Linked DNA regions of Homo sapiens: region 2 is linked to region 1. A link is an interaction called in ENCODE POLR2A ChIA-PET data of the cell type or tissue named here. Cell type or tissue: Panc1. All regions are shown on one strand. Each heading gives the region's core, and the rest is flanking DNA. Links, peaks and the distances in the headings are about the cores only. Region 1 overlaps S100Z (S100 calcium binding protein Z). Region 2 has its middle 13 kb from the start of F2RL1.

Evidence for each region. Peaks named below come from ENCODE experiments on the same cell type or tissue, not always from the same donor. Only the 100,000 strongest peaks of a DNase experiment are listed, where the experiment ranks them.
Region 2: POLR2A ChIA-PET joins it to region 1 with 12 read pairs; 7 of 35 experiments call an interaction of 5 or more read pairs at or near these places.

Annotation. Positions count from the first base shown.
Region 1 is chr5:76,854,054-76,859,429 of GRCh38, forward strand. All of the region lies in intron 1 of S100Z (S100 calcium binding protein Z), which reads left to right. Among named protein-coding and RNA genes, the nearest start is that of S100Z, 6.7 kb to the left of the region's middle. RefSeq lists an enhancer at 1,955-2,104. In Panc1, for the core only: no CTCF peak of the experiment used is centred there; no DNase peak of the experiment used is centred there.
Region 2 is chr5:76,803,395-76,808,770 of GRCh38, forward strand. No RefSeq gene overlaps it. Among named protein-coding and RNA genes, the nearest start is that of F2RL1, 13 kb to the right of the region's middle. RefSeq lists enhancers at 341-1,540, 2,144-2,727, 2,728-3,309, 4,474-5,057. In Panc1, for the core only: no CTCF peak of the experiment used is centred there; DNase peaks (open chromatin) are centred at 1,123, 2,807 and 4,105; H3K4me3 peaks cover 1,500 bases; H3K27ac peaks cover 4,461 bases.

The sequences.
Region 1 (5,376 bases), core at 271-5,270:
CCAGAAGCCAAGCAGATGCTGCTATGCTTCCTGTACGGCCTGTGGAACTGTGAGCCCATTAAACCTCTTTTCTTTGTAAATTACCTAGTCTCAAGTATTTCTTTATAGTAGTATGAGAATGGACTAATACAGAAAAATAGTACCAAGGAGTGGGGCATTGCTGTAAAGAGACCCAAAAATGTGAAAGCGACTTTGGAACTGGGTAACGGGCACAGGTTGGAAGAGTCTGGAGGGCTCAGAGGACAACAGAAAGATGAGGGAAAGTTTGGAACTTCCTAGAGACTTGTTGAATGGTAGTGACCAAAATGCTGATAGTAATATGGACAGGGAAGGCCAGGCGGAGATGAGGAACTTATTGGGAACTGGAGCAAAGGTCACTTTTGTTGTGCATTTATCAAAGAAGTTGGAGGCATTGTACCCCTGCCCTAGAGATCTGTGGAGCTTTGAACTTGAGAGTGATGATTTAGGGTATCTGACAGAAGAAATTTCTAAGCAGCAAAGCATTCAAGATATGGACTGGCTGCTTCTAACAGCCTATGCCCGTTACAGGAGCAAAGAAATGACCAGAAACTGGAACTTATATTTAAAAGGGACACAGAGTGTAAAAGTTTGGAAAATTTGCAGCCTAGCCATGTGTTAAAAAAGAAAAGCCCTTTTTCAGGGGAAGGATTCAGGCAGGCTGCAGAAATTTGCATAACTGAAAGGAAGGCAAATGCTGATAGCCAAGACAATGGGAAAAGGCCTCAAAGGTATTTCAGATATCTTCCAGGCAGCCCCTCCAATCACAGGCCCAAAGGCCTAGGAGGGAAGAATGGTTTCATGGGCCAGGCCCCAGGGCCCCATCACCTACCCTGTGTAAGCAGGCTTGGGACACTGCTTCTTGCATCTCAGCCATTCCAGTTCCAGCTCCAGTTCCAGCCATGGCTCAAAGTTCCTGCCACTTCAAAGGTTGCAAGCTGTAAGCCTTGGTGGTTTCCACATGGTGTTAAGCCTGTGAGTGCACAGAATGCAAAAGTTGAGGCTTGGAAGCCTCTGCACAGATTTGAAAGGATGTATGGCAAAGCCTGTGTGTCCAGGCAGAAGACTGCCCCAGGAATGGAGCCTTCATAGAGAACGTCTGCAAAGGCAGTGTGGAGGGGAAATGTGGGGTTGTAGCCCCCACACAGAGTCCCCGTTGGGGCATTGCCTAGTAGAGCTATGAGAAGAGGGCCATTGTCCTCCAGACCCCAGAATGGTAAATACAAGGACAGCTTGTACCTTGTGCTTGGAAAAGCTGCAGGCACTCAATGCCAGCCCGTGAAAACAGATGCCAGCCTGTGAAAACAGATGCTGTACCCTGCAAAGCTTCAGAGGCCAAGCTGCCCAAGGCCTTCGGAGTCCACCCCTTGCAGCAGTGTGCCCTGAGACTTCATGTGAGACATGAAGTCAAAAGAGATTATTTTGGAGCTTTAAAATATTTAATGACTGCCCTGCTGGGTTTCAGACTTGTGTGGGGCCTCTGGCCTCTTTTTGGGGGCTGATTTCTCCCTTTTGGAACAGGAGTATTTACCTAATATCTATACCCCCAGTTGTATCTTGGAAGTAACTAACTTGTTTTGATTTTACAGGCTTATTTGTAGAAGGGAGTTGCCTTGTCTCAGATGAGATTTTGGACTTTGGACTTTGGACTTTTGAGTTAATGCTGGAATGAGTTAAGACTTTGGGGGACTGTTGAGAAGGGATGATTGTATTTTGCAGTGTGAGAAGGACATGAGATTTGGAGTAGCCAGAATGATATGGTTTGGATCTGTGTCCCCATCAAATCTCATGTTGAATTGTAATCCCCACCATTGGAGGTGGGGCCTGGTGGAAGGTGATTGGATCATGGGGGTGGAGTTCTCATGAATGGGTTAACATCATCCCCAAGGTGCTGTTCTCATGAAAGTGAGTGAATGAGCTAGCATGAGATCTGGTTGTTCAAAAGTATGTGGCACCTCTCCCCTCTCTTTCTTCCTCCTCCTTCCTCCTCCTCCGGCCACATAAGATGTGTCTGTTTCCCCTTTGCCTTCTGCCATGACTGAGCATTTCCTGAGGCCTTCTGAGAAGCAGAAGCTGCTTGCTTCCTGTACAGCCTGTGAAACTGTGAGCCAATTAACCTTCTTTACTTTTTTGTTTTTGAGATGGAGTCTTGCTCTTTCACCCAGGCTGGAGTGCAGTGGCATGATATTGGCTCACTGAAACCTCTGCACCCCCTACCTCCAAATTCAAGCGATTCTCCTGCGTCAGCTTCTTGAGTAGCTGGGACTACAGGTGCATGGCACCACACCTGGCCAATGTTTGTATTTTTAGTAGAGATGGGGTTTTGCCATGTTGGCCAGGCTGGTCTCAAACTCCTGACCTCAGGCGATCCACCTGCCTCAGCCTCCCAAAGTGCTGGGATTAAAGGCATGAGCCACCAAACCCGGCCTAACCTTCTTTTCTTACAAATTACCGAGTCTCAGGTATTTCTTTACAGTGGTGTAAGAACAGACTAATACGCTTGCTGACAAAAGTATTGTAACTAGTATAGCCATAACAAATTCAAGTCCAAAGAAAGAGAACCGGAAGCCACAAACAATTTAATTTTTTCGGAAGAGTTTAAGTATAAAAGCAAGATAGGCAATAGCTGGCTATGAAAAACACTGGCATGTTGCAAGAAGTTTTAAGTCTATGTTCCAGGTGAGTGGAAATAAAATTGTACTGATACGACTCTCAGGGGCCTTGGGTTAGGATTGGGGAAGTAGAGTTGAAAATTGAAATAATTTAATTTATAGGTAAAACCATCACAGTAGATGAAATTGCCTAGGTTGACTATGTAGAGCTCTGGAGAAGGCTCACATCCAAAGGGCAGTTCTTAAAAGATAAGGCTGTGGCTTAGTAAAGAACATGAAGGAAGAAGAATTAGAGAACTTGGAGGAAATCCAGCATAGTGAAAGGTCACAGAGGCTGGGCATGGTGGCTCATGCCTTTCCAGCACTTTGGGAGGCCAAGGCAGGCAGAACACAAGGTCAGGAGTTCAAGACCAGCCCGGCCAACATGGTGAAACCCCGTCTCTACTAAGAATACAAAAATTAGCCAGGCGTGGTGGCAGGTGCCTGTAATCCCAGCTAGTCGGGAGGCTGAGGCAGGAGAATCGCTTGACCCTGGGAGGTGGAGGTTGCAGTGAGCCGAGATTGCGCCACTGCACTCCAGCCTGGGCAACAGGCAAGACTCCATCTCAAAAAAAAGAAGAAAGAAAAGTCACAGAAACCAAGTGAATAGAGGCTTTTAGAAAGGTAGGAATAGGGAACAGTATAAAATACAGCCCAGTAATATGAGGATGCACATATCAAGTGATACCCGTGCTTCCATATATATACTCTCTGAGATGGCATTTTGTCAGAACTGTCTTGGGTAGGATTTGCCCCCACCTCCCGTCCTGCCCCCATTTTTTTTTTTTTTTTTTGGAGATGGAGTCTTGCTCCGCCACCCAGACTGGGGTGCAGTGATGAGATCTTAGCTCACTGCAAACTCCACCTCCCGGTTCAAGCAATTCTCATGCCTCAGCCACCTGAGTAGTTGGAACTACCGGCATGTGCCACTATCCCCAGCTAATTTTTGTATTTTTTTAGGAGAGACGGGGTTTTGCCATGTTGGCCAGGCTGATCTTGAACTCCTGACCTCTAGTGATCTGCCTGCCTTGGTCTCCCAAGGTGCTGGGATTACAGGTATGAGCCACCGTACCCAGCCCTATTCTTGTTTTAATAACCAAAGCTGCAGTCTTCTACAAGAAATTTCTTACCCAAGAGTTTTTAGAAGTAATTAATAAGTTTATAATAAAATGTAACTCCATGAGCTACTAGGAACTTCTTTCTTATTTGGTATTAACTACCGTTTTCCTTAGCTAACTTAAAAAGTGGCTTCTGGGAAGTTTTTATTTAAACAGAAGTGATAAAGCCTGTACTTGCTAAAAGATGGGACTGCCAGAACCAGTTTTGCTTTGTCAGTTATCTTTTGATATAAGGTATAAGGCAGGGAGCCCCTCTCCTGAGGCTATCAAAATGAGGTTCCAGAAGTGTGTGAGAGTGCAAGGGATTCCACCACACTCATTTCAGGCTTCTGCCATCTTCTCTTGCCAGTCCAGTCATGGCACCAACTGGCTTAGGGAACATGTCAAGAATGAGATGATGGGCTAAGTGCGGTGGCTCACACCTGTAATCCCAGCACTTTGGGAGGCCAAGGTAGGTGGATCACCTGAGGTCAGGAGTTTAAGACCAGCCTGGCCAACATGGTGAAACCCCGCCTCTATTAAAAATACAAAATTTAGCTGAGTGTGGTGGCACTTGCCTATAGTCCCAGATACTAGAGAGGCTGAGACAGGAGGATCGCTTGAACCTGGGAGGCAGAGATTGCAGTGAGCTGAGATCATGCCACTACATTCCAGCCGGGGCAGCAGAGTGAGACCCTGTCTCAAAAAAAAAAAAAGGGGGTGATGGGAAATGGCTGATCCAACTTAAGTCCAGCGTGCCCATCATCCATTGTCCTGCCTGGACGATGACAAGTAGGGTGGGGGCTAATTGTTACACAGTCTAAAACACAAAGTCTTCACAATTAGCTTCTAAACTTTTATTTCACAATGATAAATTATGTTTATAAATGATTAAGATTGGGAGTTTTTCAATTCACATCCCTATAGAGAGATGATACAAAAGAAACACTGTAACTTCCAAAGAGAAATATCTTAACTTGGTGGATACACAGACTATAAAATAATCTGAGGCCCTGCTGGATGGCTCAGGCCTGTAATCCCAGCACTTTGGGAGGCCCAGGCAGGCAGATCATTTGAGGTCAGGAGTTTGAGACCAGCTTGGCCAACATGGTGAAGTGTTGTCTCTACTAAAAATACAAAAAAAATTAGCCAGGCATGAGAGTGCACGCCTGTAATCCCAGCTACTCAGTAGGCTGAGGCATGAGAATCTCTTGAACCCAGTAGGCGGAGGTTCCAGTAAGCTGAGATAGCACCACTGCACTCCAGCCTGGGTGAAAGAGCGAGACAGTGTCTCAAAATAATAATAATGATGATGATAATCTGAAAGATTATTAAATTATAGCCAGAGAGTTTGCATTGGCTGGAGAGATGTAAATATTAGAACATATGATGCTCATATAATTAGGAGTGAAATCAAGATAGGAGGAATATATCCTTATTACAGGAACTTTGGAACCCAGTGTTGACTAAGATTAGGATTCGGAGCTGCTTTCACCACCACACAACTATGTCTGAACTGCTGAGAAAAGAAGGAGTTAGCACATTGAAAACAAGAGAATGCTCTTTCTAGAATCGAGGTCTTTTGGAGACAGGTAGTATTAAAGCTCCCA
Region 2 (5,376 bases), core at 206-5,205, 51 kb before region 1:
TGAGAGTGGGTGGAAGTGGGTGCACATGTAGCATGAGGCGGGCTTAGATGGGTGCACTGGCAGTTCACTCATTGTCAAAACAGGGAGGGCAGGGTACATCGTGGACACCTCTGTTGGGGGAACATGTGGACATTCTCTTCTGACCGCTTCCCATTCCTTCCTGCTTTGTCTGTATGTTGTCATGCTGCTGTTTGCATCAACTTTAAGATGCATCTTTTTCATATTTTAACGTCAACATGGTGAAACTGGAATAAATCTTAAAATCAATGGAATGTCAGGCTGGGTGTGGTGGCTCACACCTGTAATCTGAGCACTTTGGGAGGCAGAGGTGGGTGAATCACGAAGTCAGGAGATCGAGACCATCCTGGCTAACATGGTGAAACCCCGTCTCTACTAAAAATACAAAAAATTAGCCAGGCGTGGTGGCGGGCGCCTGTAGTCCCAGCTACTTGGGAGACTGAGGCAGGAGAATGGTGTGAACCTGGGAGGCGGAGCTTGCAGTGAGCCGAGATCGCACCACTGCATTCCAGCCTGGGCGGCAGAGTGAGACTCCGTCTCAAAAACAAAAAACAAAACAAAACAAAACAAAACAAAAAAATCAATGGAATGTCTAAGTGTTGGTATTTATTTCTTCCAGGTGCTACATACAATGCAGAAGGCTTTTTGTCAAAGGTAACTTGGATATAGTGAACCGTGGAATGTTGTTACTTTGGCTCCAACTAGAGCCCTCTGTTGCAGCGGGCAAAGTGGGGTCCTGCAGATGCTGTTCACTTTGACAGTTGGGAAGAGAAGCCAACATCTTTATAATAGTAACAAACTTTGGGCTAGGGCTCTCTCTTTATTACACATACATTCACCCCAAGCCTCTGCAGACAGCTCCCAGGTGTCTGGGGAGGCCAGAGAGGGGAGGCCGGCCCTCTGCCCACCAGCTCTCCCAAGAGTGTGGGACACCCTCTGCCCACTCTCACAAGAGTGTGGGAGACCAAGGACAAGGCGATACTTGGCCCACACCTGAAACTGGACAGAAACTCCTGACTCAGAGGCCAAGCCTTCGGCCAAGTCAATAAGAGCTGGGCCCCTGTGTGGTGAACACATCCTGTGTGGTGACGACAAGGAGAAGTCCAAGGGTCTGAGAATGGGAGCAGTGTCACGGCATTGCTGGTGGGGTTACTTCTCCAGCATTGTCGACTGTTAGTAGGTGTGACTTTTTACTTCTTGGATGCGTGGGAATGACTTTTTACTTCCTGGAGGCGTGAGGATGGAGCTCAGACCCTTTTCTGTGGTCTGAATCTGGGAATGGTTCGGGAGGTTCCCTTTGTCCATTTGTTCATAAGACAAATAGTTGGGTACTTACCACACGCTGTGCTAAGCACTGGATACGCAATTATAAGCAAACCCAGACCGAGCCTCTGCTCTCAGAGCTTTTATCTAGTCATGGAGATGCATTAATGAAATAATAACAGTAAAAGGTTTCTTTTTTTTTTTTTTTGAGACGGATTGTCACTCTTATTGCCCAATCTGGAGTGCAATGGCCCGATCTTGGCTCACTGCAACCTCCGCCTCCCGGGTTCAAGCGATCCTCCTGCCTCAGCCTCCCAAGTAGCTGGGACTACAGGCATGTGCCACCACGACCGGCTAATTTTGTATTCTTAGTAGAGATGGGGTTTCTCCATGTTGGTCAGGCTGGTCTCGAACTCCAGACCTCAGCTAATCTGCCCACCTCGGCCTCCCAAAGGGCTGGGATTACAGGCGTGAGCCACCACACCTGGCCACAATAATAGGTTTTAAAAACCTACTTTAATGAAACTGTGTGCCAGACCCTGTTTTAGGCACCCTACAAATATTAACTCCTGTTATTAGTATAATAATCTAAGAACTGCTAGATGCAGTGGCTCACTCCTGTAATCCCAGCACTTTGGGAGGCTGAGGCGGGTGGATTACCTGAGGTCAGGAGTTCAAGACCAGCCTGGGCAACATGGTGAAACCCCATCTCTACTAAAAATACAAAAATTAGCTGGGCGCGGTGGCATGTGCCTGTAATCCCAGTTACTTGGGAGGCTGAGGCAGGAGAATCGCTTGAGCCTGGGAGGTGGAGGTTGCAGTTAACCAAGATTATGCCATTGCACTCCAGCCTGGGTGACAGAGCAAGACTCTGTCTCAAAATAAAGAAAAAAAAAAAAAAACCTAAGAACTAGGTATGATTAATATCAACCCTGATTTACAGATAAAAAAAACTGAGGCACAGAGAGGCAAATTTGCCCAAGGTCACACAGCTCATAAACAATGGAGTTGAGATTCCAACCCAAGCAGTTTTGCCCAGGAGTCCCAGCTCTTAGCCAGTGTGGCTAAGTTGCCTTTGTTATTCTGTCCAACTCAGTTATTCTGATATAAAACTCCCTTTGAGGATGGAAATGACTGTCAATGGAAAAAAAAAACAACAAAAGCTTTTAAAGATTTAAAGTTAGTTTTATTCAGAAGTCTTACTGAGGGCTATAGACCAAGGCCTGTAGCCCAGGAGCAGTTCTATGAGACTGCTGGGGCACAGTATCTCAGCCCATGGCCCATATACAGGCGGTGGGGGTTCAATATGTTCAAAGTCACATGAGACTTGCTCAGAAGTTGCATTCAAGCAGAATCACATTGACGTTTCGGTGTAAGAGCACAACTGGTTATAGATTACAGAGGCATCATCACTGACCTTGTCAGAGGTTATCTTATGTGTAGGCAAAGACAAACACTGCGGTCATTTATCTTTTAAGGAATATAGTGACTCAGGCAAGAGATGTCCTGTTTTGTCTTCTAAGCATCTTTCCAGAGAGCTGTGTGTAGACACAGAGTCAGGAGCTTCGAGAAATTAAGCAAGCAGAAATGAGCAAACATGACTTCTTAACATTTGCTACTTTGTCTCATATGACTCACCAAGGAAGAAGGGATTTTAGCATCTGACAAGCCAGCTGTAGCTTTGAAGACTGTTTAGGGAGCCTGCTGGGCACTGAGTAATAAGCAATTTGCATCGCACTTCTGTAGTATCTTGCATCTTGGTTTCTCTTCCCATCCTCCTCTTCATAGCTCCCTCCTCTTTTGGCTCATCCACCGCTAACTTAGTCTTTGATGCTTTTACTTTGACCCCCAGGACTTTCCTGTTGGAGTGAGCAGGTCGGTTTTCTTTGAGCTGTGCAGCAGCAGTCTCCTTGGCTAAACTCAATCCAGCACAGGACCACTCCCAAGAAAGGAGCTGCTCAATATGGGCAGAGAGGTGGGGAGTGATGGGGGGTAGAGACTGAAAATCAGATGTTAAGAATAGAAGCAGGCCGGGTGCGGTGGCTCAAGCCTGTAATCCCAGCACTTTGGGAGGCCGAGGCGGGCGGATCACGAGGTCGGGAGATCGAGATCATCCTGGCTAACACGGCGAAACCCCGTCTCTACTAAAAATACAAAAAAATTAGCCGGGCGTGGTGGCGGGCGCCTGTAGTCCCAGCTACTCTGGAGGCTGAGGCAGGAGAATGGCGTGAACCCGGGAGGCGGAGCTTGCAGTGAGCCGAGATCGCACCACTGCACTTCAGCCTGGGCGATAGAGCAAGGCTCTGTCTCAAAAAAAAAAAAAAAAAAAAAAAAAAAAAAAAAAAAAAAAAGGAAAAGAAAAGAATAGAAGCATTAGCTGGGTGTTGTGGTGCATACCTCAAGGTTGAGGTGGGGGATTCACTTGAGTCCAGGATTTTGAGGCTGCAGTGGACTATAACATGCCACTATACTCTATTAAAAATAAAAAATAACAATTAAAAAAAAAAAGAATAGGAGTAGCTCTAGACCAAGGTTGTGTATCCTGGCCAATGAAATAGAGTCTTTACACAACCTGTCTTTTCCACAGGCTAAGTTCAGTGGGCCCCGAGCTATTCAAAACTCAACACTTTTGCAATAAAAATAAAAGTTCCTTTAGTACCTTCCACGTTACCAAGCCCATTTAGAGTTCTGATCTCCTTTGGCTTCAACAACAACCCTGGGAGGTATTCCTGGGAGAACACAGAGGTCTCCCAGTCTTCAAAGCTACACACTTCACTTGTCAGACACTAAAATTCCTCACTCTTTGGTGAGTCATTTGCATTTCTAAAGTGAGTTTCCTTTCAGAATAGCTGGGCTGAAATGTGGTTGTAAGTGACTGGGCATTAGAGCTGGCAGAACACAACAGAGACTGTATGCACTTTCAACTCCAGACTCTTCCACGACCTCTTTCTACCTCTCAGACGAGGTAGTGCCTGGCTGCAATTTTTCAAGAACCAAAACTTGAATGACTGCCATCATTAGGCTCTAAAGTCAAAAATTGGCCTGAATTCTCCCCCCAAAGAAATAAGCACCTAATATTTTTCTTCGTATGCTGAAAATTCAGGGAAGCTCTGATAACACAACCATTTAGCGTTACATGCAAGAAATGCTTCCACTTAAGGTCAAGAGTTTGGCATCTGCTTCCTGAAGCCCCTTCTGAATCATGTTATTTCTAACAAGAAGATATGAATTGTCTATATTTCATAAGATATAGTGAAGATTAAGTGAGAGTTGTTAGTCCATTCATTGTGTTCCCCATACCTGTTAAAATTTTTTCCTTCCAAAATTATTATGCTCTCTGTATTAGACCAATTATAGAAGCAGCTGAGGACTTGAGAAGTATTGTAAATAGAACAAATTTTGGCTTTAGCTGGGAAAGGAACAGAGATTCAGTCCCTTCTTATTGAGTCCAGAATTGGTGGTGGATCTGGATTCAGGAAATCAGGCAGATGTTGGAGCCATTTCACTCCCTGCCCCCACCCCTGGCCCAGCATACACAGCAAAGCTCCAAAGACCCAGGGTGCGTTCTGCAGGCAGTTCCTTCATATGCTAATGAACAGTTACAAAAGCTGAACAGCAGGACCAAACTGGTTTCTGTGGGCCCAAGCAGCTGGGAATTACTGCCCTACCCTTCTTCCCAGAGATTTCACAGACCCTCCTTCTTCCACATTCCCACCAGCTGTCCTTAAATTGCCAGGAACCCACCTGTTTTAACTCATCTCTCTCGGCCTGTGTGGCCCTCAGTTATCTTTCTTATCATATCCCGACACTCTGAGTTCTACAAGCCCCTCTGCCTCTGCTTCCTCTCCTTACCACCCCTTCTCACAGGCCTTTGTCTTTCCTTCAGGTGCCCCAGGGATTCCAGGCAAACAACAGCGTCTGACCAGCCCCATCAGTACTAAGCACTCTTGAGGGGGTCCCAGTGGCAGAGCCCATAGCCCGTTAGCCTTTTGAATATTCACAATGTTCTTAGAAGGCAGGTAACATATCCCCATTTTATAAGAGAAAACAGGGCCAGGCGCGGTGGTTCATGGCTGTAATCCTAGCGCTTTGGGA